Regions from separate parts of the Homo sapiens genome. Here region 1 is linked to region 2. Evidence: chromatin contacts called from ENCODE Hi-C or POLR2A ChIA-PET data. All regions are on one chromosome and are shown on one strand. Each heading gives the region's core, a stretch centred on a gene start or an enhancer-like site at or near the end of the contact. The rest is flanking DNA. Distances are from core to core; before and after follow the strand shown. Region 1 holds the start of SCO2 (synthesis of cytochrome C oxidase 2). Region 2 holds the start of BRD1 (bromodomain containing 1).

Region 1 (2,747 bases), core at 248-2,747, 700 kb before region 2:
CCCACTGCCTCCCTCCACTCAGCAGTCCTGCCTAACCCCAGTCCCACCCTCTTCTGCCCGAAGTCCCTCCCTCCTTCACGGCTTCCTAACCTGCTGTGACTTTAGAGGTCAAGGCTGGCCCGGCCTGGACCTGGGGAAGCCCTCTGTGGCGTTCCTGCCCCAGACCAAGTACAAGTTCCTCCTGGCCCCATGGCGAGGTGTCGCACTTCACTCGTGTCTCTTCCCCACCCCAATCCTTCCCTGACTTCATGCTGGGGGGCTGGCAACCCAGGGTGCAGCAGGGGCTGGAGTTCGACCAAGAACCGGCTGCAGAAGGCCCCGCCATGGGGGGTCCACGCTGAGCCTCCTCTCCGCAGGTTGGCGTGGGAGCCAGCCTAGGGCTTCGGGTCGCGGCAGCGCTGACCGCCATGGACAAGCCCCTGGGTCGCTGCGTGGGCCACGCCCTGGAGGTGGAGGAGGCGCTGCTCTGCATGGACGGCGCAGGCCCGCCAGACTTAAGGGACCTGGTCACCACGCTCGGTGAGGGGGACGGGGTGTAGGGGAGCGGAGGCGGCGGGGGGTGCTTCCCGCTGGGGCCGCCCCGACCCGGCCGCGCCTAAGACCCGTCCCCGCCCGCAGGGGGCGCCCTGCTCTGGCTCAGCGGACACGCGGGGACTCAGGCCCAGGGCGCTGCCCGGGTGGCCGCGGCGCTGGACGACGGCTCGGCCCTTGGCCGCTTCGAGCGGATGCTGGCGGCGCAGGGCGTGGATCCCGGTCTGGCCCGAGCCCTGTGCTCGGGAAGTCCCGCAGAACGCCGGCAGCTGCTGCCTCGCGCCCGGGAGCAGGAGGAGCTGCTGGCGCCCGCAGATGGTGAGCGTCGGGGGAGTCCCCGTCCTTCCGCCTCCGCCATCCCCTTCCCTTCCCGAGGCCCCGCCCCTTCCCGAGCCCGCGCCTCTCAGCCCCTCTCCCCGCAGGCACCGTGGAGCTGGTCCGGGCGCTGCCGCTGGCGCTGGTGCTGCACGAGCTCGGGGCCGGGCGCAGCCGCGCTGGGGAGCCGCTCCGCCTGGGGGTGGGCGCAGAGCTGCTGGTCGACGTGGGTCAGAGGCTGCGCCGTGGTGAGCGCCGCCCCCGCCCTGCTGGCCCCGCACCCCCGCCCAGCTCCGGCCGCGCGGCCTCTAACAGCCCCTCGCTCTGCAGGGACCCCCTGGCTCCGCGTGCACCGGGACGGCCCCGCGCTCAGCGGCCCGCAGAGCCGCGCCCTGCAGGAGGCGCTCGTACTCTCCGACCGCGCGCCATTCGCCGCCCCCTCGCCCTTCGCAGAGCTCGTTCTGCCGCCGCAGCAATAAAGCTCCTTTGCCGCGAAACCTTGTCAGTGCTTGGGCGGGAGCGGAAGGATCCAGGGCTGCGGAGGCGGGGGCCGTCTCGATGAACACGTGACCCCCGGCGGGCTCCGCCTTCCGCGCACGCGCTGAGAGCCTGTCAGCGGCTGCGCCCGTGTGCGCATGCGCAGCTCCGGGGACGCCTGCGCCCTGCCTGTGAGCGTGTGGCGCCCGCTTTCCCTGAGCCGGCGGGGCAGAGCGCAGGGAGCTGGAGGTCGGCGCTTCCTCTCGTGCTTGGTCCACTGACGCGCGGCCCCGCCGCGAGGTGCGGACGCCGGGGCTGGGAGGGGAGGAGGTAGCCCTGAGGACTCGCTGGACTCCGGGGTAGTTTCCCAGCTCCGGCTACTGCGCGGGGCTGGCGGGGCACACCCCAGGGCGCGCTGGAGGCCGGAGCGAGGCTGGGGCGCCCGTGGGAGGCTCCCAGCAGGCACCGGTGTTCTCGCGGCCAAGCACAGTTATAACGCGCTCGCGCGGCGCTTCGAGTGGTCCTGGAACCTTTCTGGCCACGAGGGCGCTGGCCTTGCTGGGGAGGGCACAAACCCAGAACCGCCCGGGCGGGGGTGCAGTGAGTCCTCGGGAGGGTGCCCTCAGCAGGAGGGGGCAGTGACCGGGAGTCCTGAGACCTCCACCTAGCAAACCTTCTGCGGGGGCCCGTGGGAAAGGCTCAAAGGTCACCAACGCAAAGGCAGGGCGTCGGCTGTGAGCCCGGAGGAGCTGCTGGGAAGCCTGGATGTGAGGAGGGTGGGGTTTTGTGGCGGGTGGAAGTGTCGTGCGTCTCTGCCAGGAGAGGTTAAACACAGCCGGCGGGCAGAGTCTGAGCTCCGGGGGTAGGTCGTGCAGGTTTTCTGCTGGGAGTGTGGAGGAAGGCCGCGGTTGGTTGAAGTGGCTGGAGGTAACAGGAAAGTGTTGGAGGAATCGGTTGCTCTCGGGGATTGCAAGCCAGAGAGTTACCCACCTCCTTTTAAGAAATGGGTTTATTGCAAATAGATAACGTGGTTAGTTCAGGCAAGGCATGCACTTGGAATGCTTTCCGTCAGCAAGAGGTTCACCTTGCTGAGGTGCAGGTGCAGGGCAGGGTGCGGTGACAGGCTGGTGATCCCAGGTAGAGGACAGGAGTGACAGGTGTGGTTGCCCAGGTGTGGATGTTTGGTGGAGGTGGAGTTCTGAGCTCAGGTGAGCAGCTGCAAATGCCTGTTAAGCCTGAACGTGGGCTGGGTCCTTCAGATGGGTGGCTGGTCTCAAGTCGCAGGGGCAGCCCAGGCACTGTCCTGGGCCTTCCCTTCTGGCTCCTGACGCCTGTGCTTGTTTCCAGGAGCATCAGATCCATGCTGCTGCTGACTCGGAGCCCCACAGCTTGGCACAGGCTCTCTCAGCTCAAGCCTCGGGTCC
Region 2 (6,123 bases), core at 819-3,318:
ATGTGGATGTTAACCGGCGGTGAAGACACCTTTATTTTGCTGTCTCACTGGAACGCTAGTTTCACTGTGTATGAGTTACGGTTCAATTCTCTTAGTATTTTGGCAACCCCTCCTCTGTAGGATGAGTCTGAATTCTAAAGAAGATCCTCTCCGAAGGCCTTCCTGAGTATCCCTGTGACATGCCTACGTTCGAGGCTTTGTTCTTCACTCCTCTGAGCATCACCTGCATTGTCTGAGAGGCCACTGTCCCCGTCTCCTCTTCTGTGAAGGGTTTCGTGTCTTTTCATCTTCTCTTTCATGAGACTGTGTCTTACTTTTGCTCTGTGTTGTGGAGAACCTCCAGCTTGGTTTCCATCTGGCTTCCCTGAGGTGGAGGAGAGAAGCGTTCGGGCTCAGCTTGCTTGTTTGGCCACAGGTAAACAGACATCTGTAGAATGGAGGTGACACGAAGCTCCTGGGTCTGGTGCAGAAGAGGTCAGGGCCCCAGTGGCCTGTACCCCCTAAGCTCAAGGGTGTGTCTGCAGGGAGTCCTAGATCAGGACTGACCACTGGGGCCTTGGCTGGGGTCCTACCTGCCCTTGAGTCGTCACGTCACAACCCACACACTGGGTGCCATGGGCATGAGGACTGGCCAGGAAAAGGCCTGTGGGGCCTGGCCCCTATCAGGGACACTTGGGCGAACAAGGCCACCCCACTCCCAATAAGGTGTTTGGTGCAGTGCCCCGAGCAGTGGGGCCGCTCGGCTGCCCCCGTGGGGACGGTCTGTCCCAGGGTGGACAGCTGCTCTTCCTGAGGGGCCTGCCTGGATGCCACAGGCTGTGCTGCTGGAACCCAGGGATTCCACAGCACCATCGTCCTGATCACAAATTCTCAAGGAAACCAAGGAGCTCCTGCCTCACCTTAAAACATTTGGGATTTAATCTTGGAGTGAAAATTGTTATGACCCCACTGAATTTTAGAGTTTACACAAAAGGCCAAAGTGAAGGCAGAGACTCAGGCCTCTCAACTCCCACCCGCAGGGGCCTTTTCTTGCAACCTTAAAGGGCATCTGCTTCACGCCGGCCTCGGCAGGGCCCTCACACTGGCAGGACTACTTGCACACCGGGCCTGACACTCACTAGGGGAGGCTCCCCAGCCCGGCTGCACCACCCACCTCTACCTAGTCGCGTGTCCCGGCCAGTGCCCTTTCCACTCCCACCCAGTGCCCCCGCAGGGCCCCCTCTGTCCTCTTAGGGACCTCCACTCCCGGACCAATAGCCTCCTGCCTCAGGGCCCCCCACTCATGGGCCAATCGCCCCCTGCCTCAGGCCTCCCCCCACTCGTGGGCCAATCGCCCCCTGCCTCAGGCCCCCACCAACTCGTGGGCCAATCGCCCCCTGCCTCAGGGCCCCCCATTCCTGGGCCAATGGCCTTCTGCCTCAGGGACTCCCACTCTCAGCTGGTCCCCCCCGCCTCAGGGACCCCCACTCCTGGCCGTTCCCCCGTCAGGGCCCCCGACTGGCGGCTGCTCCCCCATCCTGCCTCGGGGCCCCCCACTCCCGGGCCAATGTCCTTCTGCCTCAGGTACCCCCACTCCCGGCCCGTCCCCCCGCCTGTGGGCCCCCCACTCCAGGCCGGTGGTAGCCCCTGCCTCAGAGCCGCCCACTCCTGGGCCATCTCCTGCCTCAGCGACCCCACTCCTGGGCCAATGCCCTTCTGCCTCAGGGACCCCCACTCCCAGCCGGTACCCCCCTGCTTCAAAGCCCCCGACTCCCGGCTGCTCCCCACCTGCCTCGGGGCCCCCCACTCCTAGGCCTACGTCCCCCTGCCTCAGGGCCCCTCATTCTCCATCCTCCTGACCCCCTCAGGGACCTTCTGGCCCGGTCCTCCCTAACTCAAGGGCCCCCACTCTCCATCCTCCCGACCCCCCACTCCCAGCCCGGTCCCCGCCGCCTCAGGGCCCCCTTTGGCCCCCGCTCCTCGCGGCGCCCCCTCCCCCGCGCGCGGCCGAGGCAGCGGAGTCCGCGCGTCATGGCGGCGGCGGGCGGGGCGCGTCTCGCACGCAGCGCGCCGGGCGGAGCGCTCGCCGCATTGTTTGCTTCGCTGGGGAGCGAGCGAGCGACCCGGCCCTGGAGTCCGAGCCAGCCCCGCGTCCCGCGCCCGCCGCCCGCCGCCCGCTCCCGCGCCCGCGCCCGCGCCCGCCGGCCGGGCCCCCCGAGCCGGGCCTCCAGCTGGGCCCCGAGCCCGAGCCCGCGCCGCGCGAGCCGCTGCCCGAGAGTCCGCGGCCGCCGCTGCCGGGCCCGGAGCCGCCGCGGCCGAGAGGGGCCCGCGCCCAGGAGCGGCGGCGGGGCCCGGCCTGCGCGGCCGTTGGCGGAGGAGCCGCGGGCGCCATTAGCACCGCCTCGGCCGCGCCGGCCCCCGCGCCCGCCCGCTTGCCGGGCTCCCGCGGCCGCGGCGCCCCGAAGGTGAGTGGGCGGGGGCCTGGCCGGGGAGGCCTCCCCGCCGCCTCGCGGGCCGCCCGGCCGCCGCCGCCGCCTCGGCCCGGCCTCTCGGGGTTGTGGTGCCGACGCCATGTTTGGCGGCGGCGGCGGCGGCGGCGGCTCCGCATTGTCTGCGGGCCGGGAGCCCGGGATGCCGGGGAGGCCGGGCGGGGAGACCGGGGAGGTCGGGCCGGGCGGCCGGGGAGACGGGCGGGAAGACGGGGAGGCCGGGCGGGGAGACCGGGTAGGTCAGGCCGGGGAGTCGAGGGAGGCCGAGTCGGGCTGTGGGTCTCGGCGGCCTGGGCCGCGGGCGCCTGCCCGGAGTCCGCGCTCGAGTCGGGTCGGGCCTCGGGCAGCCGCCGAGCCGGCCGGGCCGCCCCTTATGTAACAGACAGGCCCGCCGAGCTCTGCCAAGACGGGAACTCCCTGTGAGCAGGGACGCGCCCCGAGATCGCCCAGGAGCCGCGCGGCCTGCGGCGGCCGGGCTTGGGAACCGGCACCGCGGCCTCCCCGGGCGTTTGCAGGGAGACGCCTCGCGACGAACGCGAGGCTTCCCCGGGCCTTTTAAAACGAGTGACACGATTGAGGCGCAGTTCACGGGAAACGCGGCTCTTGTGAGCGGACGCGGGAGTTCTGAGAATCCGTAGCAGCGGGACCCCCTGCCCCGCGGGGTGCGGCCCCGTCTCCCCAGAAAGCGCGGCCGCCCGTGTCTGTTTTTGAGGGTCTGTCGCCAGGTGGTTGTGTAGTTAGTGGAATCGGCGGATGTTTTTGTTTGGCCGGCCCAGCGCCGTCCCGAGTGCTGTGTGCTGCACACAACTTCGCACAGCTCAGCGGCCGCGGCCCCTGTGGCCTTGACCGAGAGGCCCGGCGCGTGGCCGGCTTCTCCCTGGGCGGGCGGTGGGAAGATGGAAGCGGCCGTCTTGTGGGCAGCCTTCCCCGCCTGTGGCCCGCAGGGCTCTTCGATGTACTTAAGGGAATTATTCCTTGAGAAGCTACGTGTGTGCCCCCGCGGATCCCTCCCAGTGGAAATGCTTGTCCCAGTGGAAGGGCCAGGGACAGAACCGGCCCAGGGGGGAAGCGGTGAAGCAGAGGAGGTCGTGGGTCGCCCTGCCCTGCTGAGGGCCTACTTTCCCCGGGTCCCAGTTGCATGTTGAGGGTATGGAGCTGCTGTGGCCGTGAAGCCTTCGGTTCAGTTCTCCCCTTGTAGAAAGTGTTGCGATGAAGAGCTTCACGGCTCCCTGGGAGAGAGTGGGTTTCCAGGGGCTGCTTGTCGTTAGGGCGACTCAGGACTTTGCTGTCGAGGGGAAAATGACAGGTTCGTTTCTGATCTGGTGAGTAACCAACTGTTGCTTCTGCCCCACCTCAGTAATGACGCGTGTCGGCGTCCCGGGTGCACTAGGGTCGCTCTCTGCAGGCTGTGGTGTCACCTCTGCAGGGCTCACGGGGCCGGCTGGGGGGTGGCTGTGCTGACAGCTCCCCAGGAATCCAGGGTTGAGTGGGTACCTGGAGGCCCTGGAGATGCAGGGGGTCTGAGGTTTGGCCGACCACATTTTCTCTCCTATTCCTTTCTGTAGGTAATTGCAATCTAGTTTCAACATACAATGAGGATTTCTGTCTGATACAGAGAAAGATACCCAGTGTCTGGAGGGTCTGTCTTAAGAAGTGCTCTTGAAGTCTGCTGGGATTTCCTTTCGGGACTCACAGAGGGAAGCCTGCTCCCTGAGGGCTTTTTCTCAGGCCCAATAGATCAGGGTAAGGCTGCTGTGGGTGCCCCTGATCCCCCTGGGCCCCGAGGCCAGGCGTCCCTGACGTGGCAGGGCTAGATGCAGAGTATGCCTTGGGCTTCAGCTGAGAATATTTGTTTTGCGAGTCAGTCACTGAAAAATCATTTTGCTTCCTGTCAGTGAAGTGTGGCGCTTTGGAGGGAGGCACTGCCCAGCAGGCGGTGGTCTTCACAGGAGGTGTCCACACACCAGGCACCCTGGGGACAGCTAGGAATAGACGCAGTCCGTGGTGTTGGGACAGCAGAGGCCTCTGCCACGAGGAGCTGGAGGTATGGGAGGCAGCTCACTGGTTTTGCCTACCTCTGGAAAAGCAGATTCTCCTAAGCCTCTGTGGCCAAGTCTTCAGGCACCTGAGCCAGCGCTGGCGACCCTCCTGGTGAGGGTCTCTGCAAGCAGCGAGGGGTTCCTGGGGGTCACCCCTCGCTGTGGAGCCTGAGTGGAGCGTCTGCCTTCACGTGTGCCGGGGAGAACAGAGATTCCCTTTGGCGTCATGCATGTGTCTGGATTCTCTCAGAAAGGAGGAGGACGTGGAAGGAGGAGGACGTGGCCAGCACCATGGTCTCAGTGGGGCTTGAGGAGTGCCCCTGAGGGGAAGGGGCAGGTTGGCTCAGCCTGTGGTGGTTTCCATGGTGGTCACTGCCAAGGCTCTGCAGAAGCGGGGTTGGGGCCTCCCAGGGGCCAAGACTGTCCCCTCAGACCAGTACAGGGCTCCCCTGTTGGTCCCCTGTGCCGTGTTGTGCGTGTGGAGGGCCTGTCTATAGAGGATGGACAGGCTGTGATCTGTCTCCTACCCCTGGCCCCAGCAGGAATGCTGCAAGGACTGTGGTGACTCTGGGCTCATGGGAGTGCTCTCCTGGGAGTAGTGGGGAGGGGAAGAGTGGTTTAGGGGGAGCATCCGATAGGACCAGGTAGCCACTGAGCATGCCTGTCTGGTGGGCATAGCCTCTGTGCCTGGTGGGGTCCAGCCCTGTATGTGGACTTCCTGGGGGACCGCCTGCATGCTGGGAAAGTCCTGCAACTGTGGGCTCTGGGCCGGACCCCTCCTCCTTGGGGAGCGTTGCTGTGGTCTCCGCAGCCTGTTGGTGTGGTCTGAGAGGGGACTGGTGTGTGGTGGTAGGGACGCAGGTGCTCAGGAGGGCTCCTCAGGCTGCCTCTCTGCCTGTTACTGCTGCTCCCTCCCTGGTCCTGGGGACTCGCTCAGGCCTGGATGTGTGGTTTTGGACACCTTGGAAAGAGGTTAGCTGTGAGTTTTGCTTTGATTGGGCTTTGAGCTGCTGAGCTAGATCTGTCCAAGCATGCTTTTGTGGTTTTCTCGAGTCTTTGGTCACCCTGCGTAGAATTACCTTTACTTTTGCCTTCATTTTAGGTAATCATTACCAAATGAGGAGGAAAGGACGATGTCATCGAGGCTCTGCAGCGAGGCATCCTTCTTCCCCATGCAGTGTTAAACACTCCCCTACGCGAGAAACGCTGACCTACGCTCAAGCTCAAAGGATGGTAGAGATAGAAATTGAAGGGCGCTTGCACAGGATCAGTATTTTTGATCCCCTGGAGATCATATTGGAAGATGACCTCACTGCTCAAGAGATGAGTGAGTGCAACAGCAACAAGGAAAACAGCGAGCGGCCTCCTGTCTGCTTAAGAACTAAGCGTCACAAAAACAACAGAGTCAAAAAGAAAAACGAGGCCCTCCCCAGCGCCCACGGCACGCCGGCCTCGGCCAGTGCCCTCCCGGAGCCCAAGGTGCGCATCGTGGAGTACAGCCCTCCGTCCGCCCCCAGGAGGCCTCCTGTGTACTACAAGTTCATCGAGAAGTCGGCCGAGGAACTGGACAACGAGGTGGAGTATGACATGGACGAGGAGGACTATGCCTGGCTGGA

What was found. A loop is a pair of places that touch in the nucleus more often than their neighbours do. ChIA-PET counts read pairs that join two places held with the same protein, here RNA polymerase II (POLR2A). Pooled maps may share reads with other maps.
Region 1: a loop to region 2 is called in a pooled map, with 7 times the contacts of the local background. The contact joins the promoter of SCO2 here to the promoter of BRD1 in region 2. A Hi-C loop is called at or near these places in 1 of 37 single-sample maps with no recorded cell type and 8 of 50 pooled maps. POLR2A ChIA-PET finds 5 or more read pairs at or near these places in 1 of 52 experiments (activated CD4-positive, alpha-beta T cell).

The regions. Positions count from the first base shown.
Region 1 is chr22:50,524,348-50,527,094 of GRCh38, reverse strand. SCO2 (synthesis of cytochrome C oxidase 2) reads left to right here and starts at 1,497. Exons shown (of 2, transcript NM_005138.3): 1 at 1,497-1,623; 2 at 2,671-2,747. The coding sequence starts at 2,684. It overlaps NCAPH2 (non-SMC condensin II complex subunit H2), which reads right to left. Exons shown (of 20, transcript NM_152299.4): 20 at 2,315-2,747. TYMP (thymidine phosphorylase) reads left to right here. Exons shown (of 10, transcript NM_001953.5): 7 at 357-519; 8 at 619-849; 9 at 954-1,094; 10 at 1,177-1,343. The coding sequence ends at 1,325. RefSeq lists enhancers at 1-287, 96-395 and silencers at 486-1,315, 1,526-1,825.
Region 2 is chr22:49,823,818-49,829,940 of GRCh38, reverse strand. It overlaps BRD1 (bromodomain containing 1), which reads left to right and starts at 2,068. Exons shown (of 13, transcript NM_001304808.3): 1 at 2,068-2,444; 2 at 5,610-6,123. The coding sequence starts at 5,624. RefSeq lists silencers at 1,934-2,003, 2,734-2,903 and enhancers at 3,404-3,603, 4,813-5,392.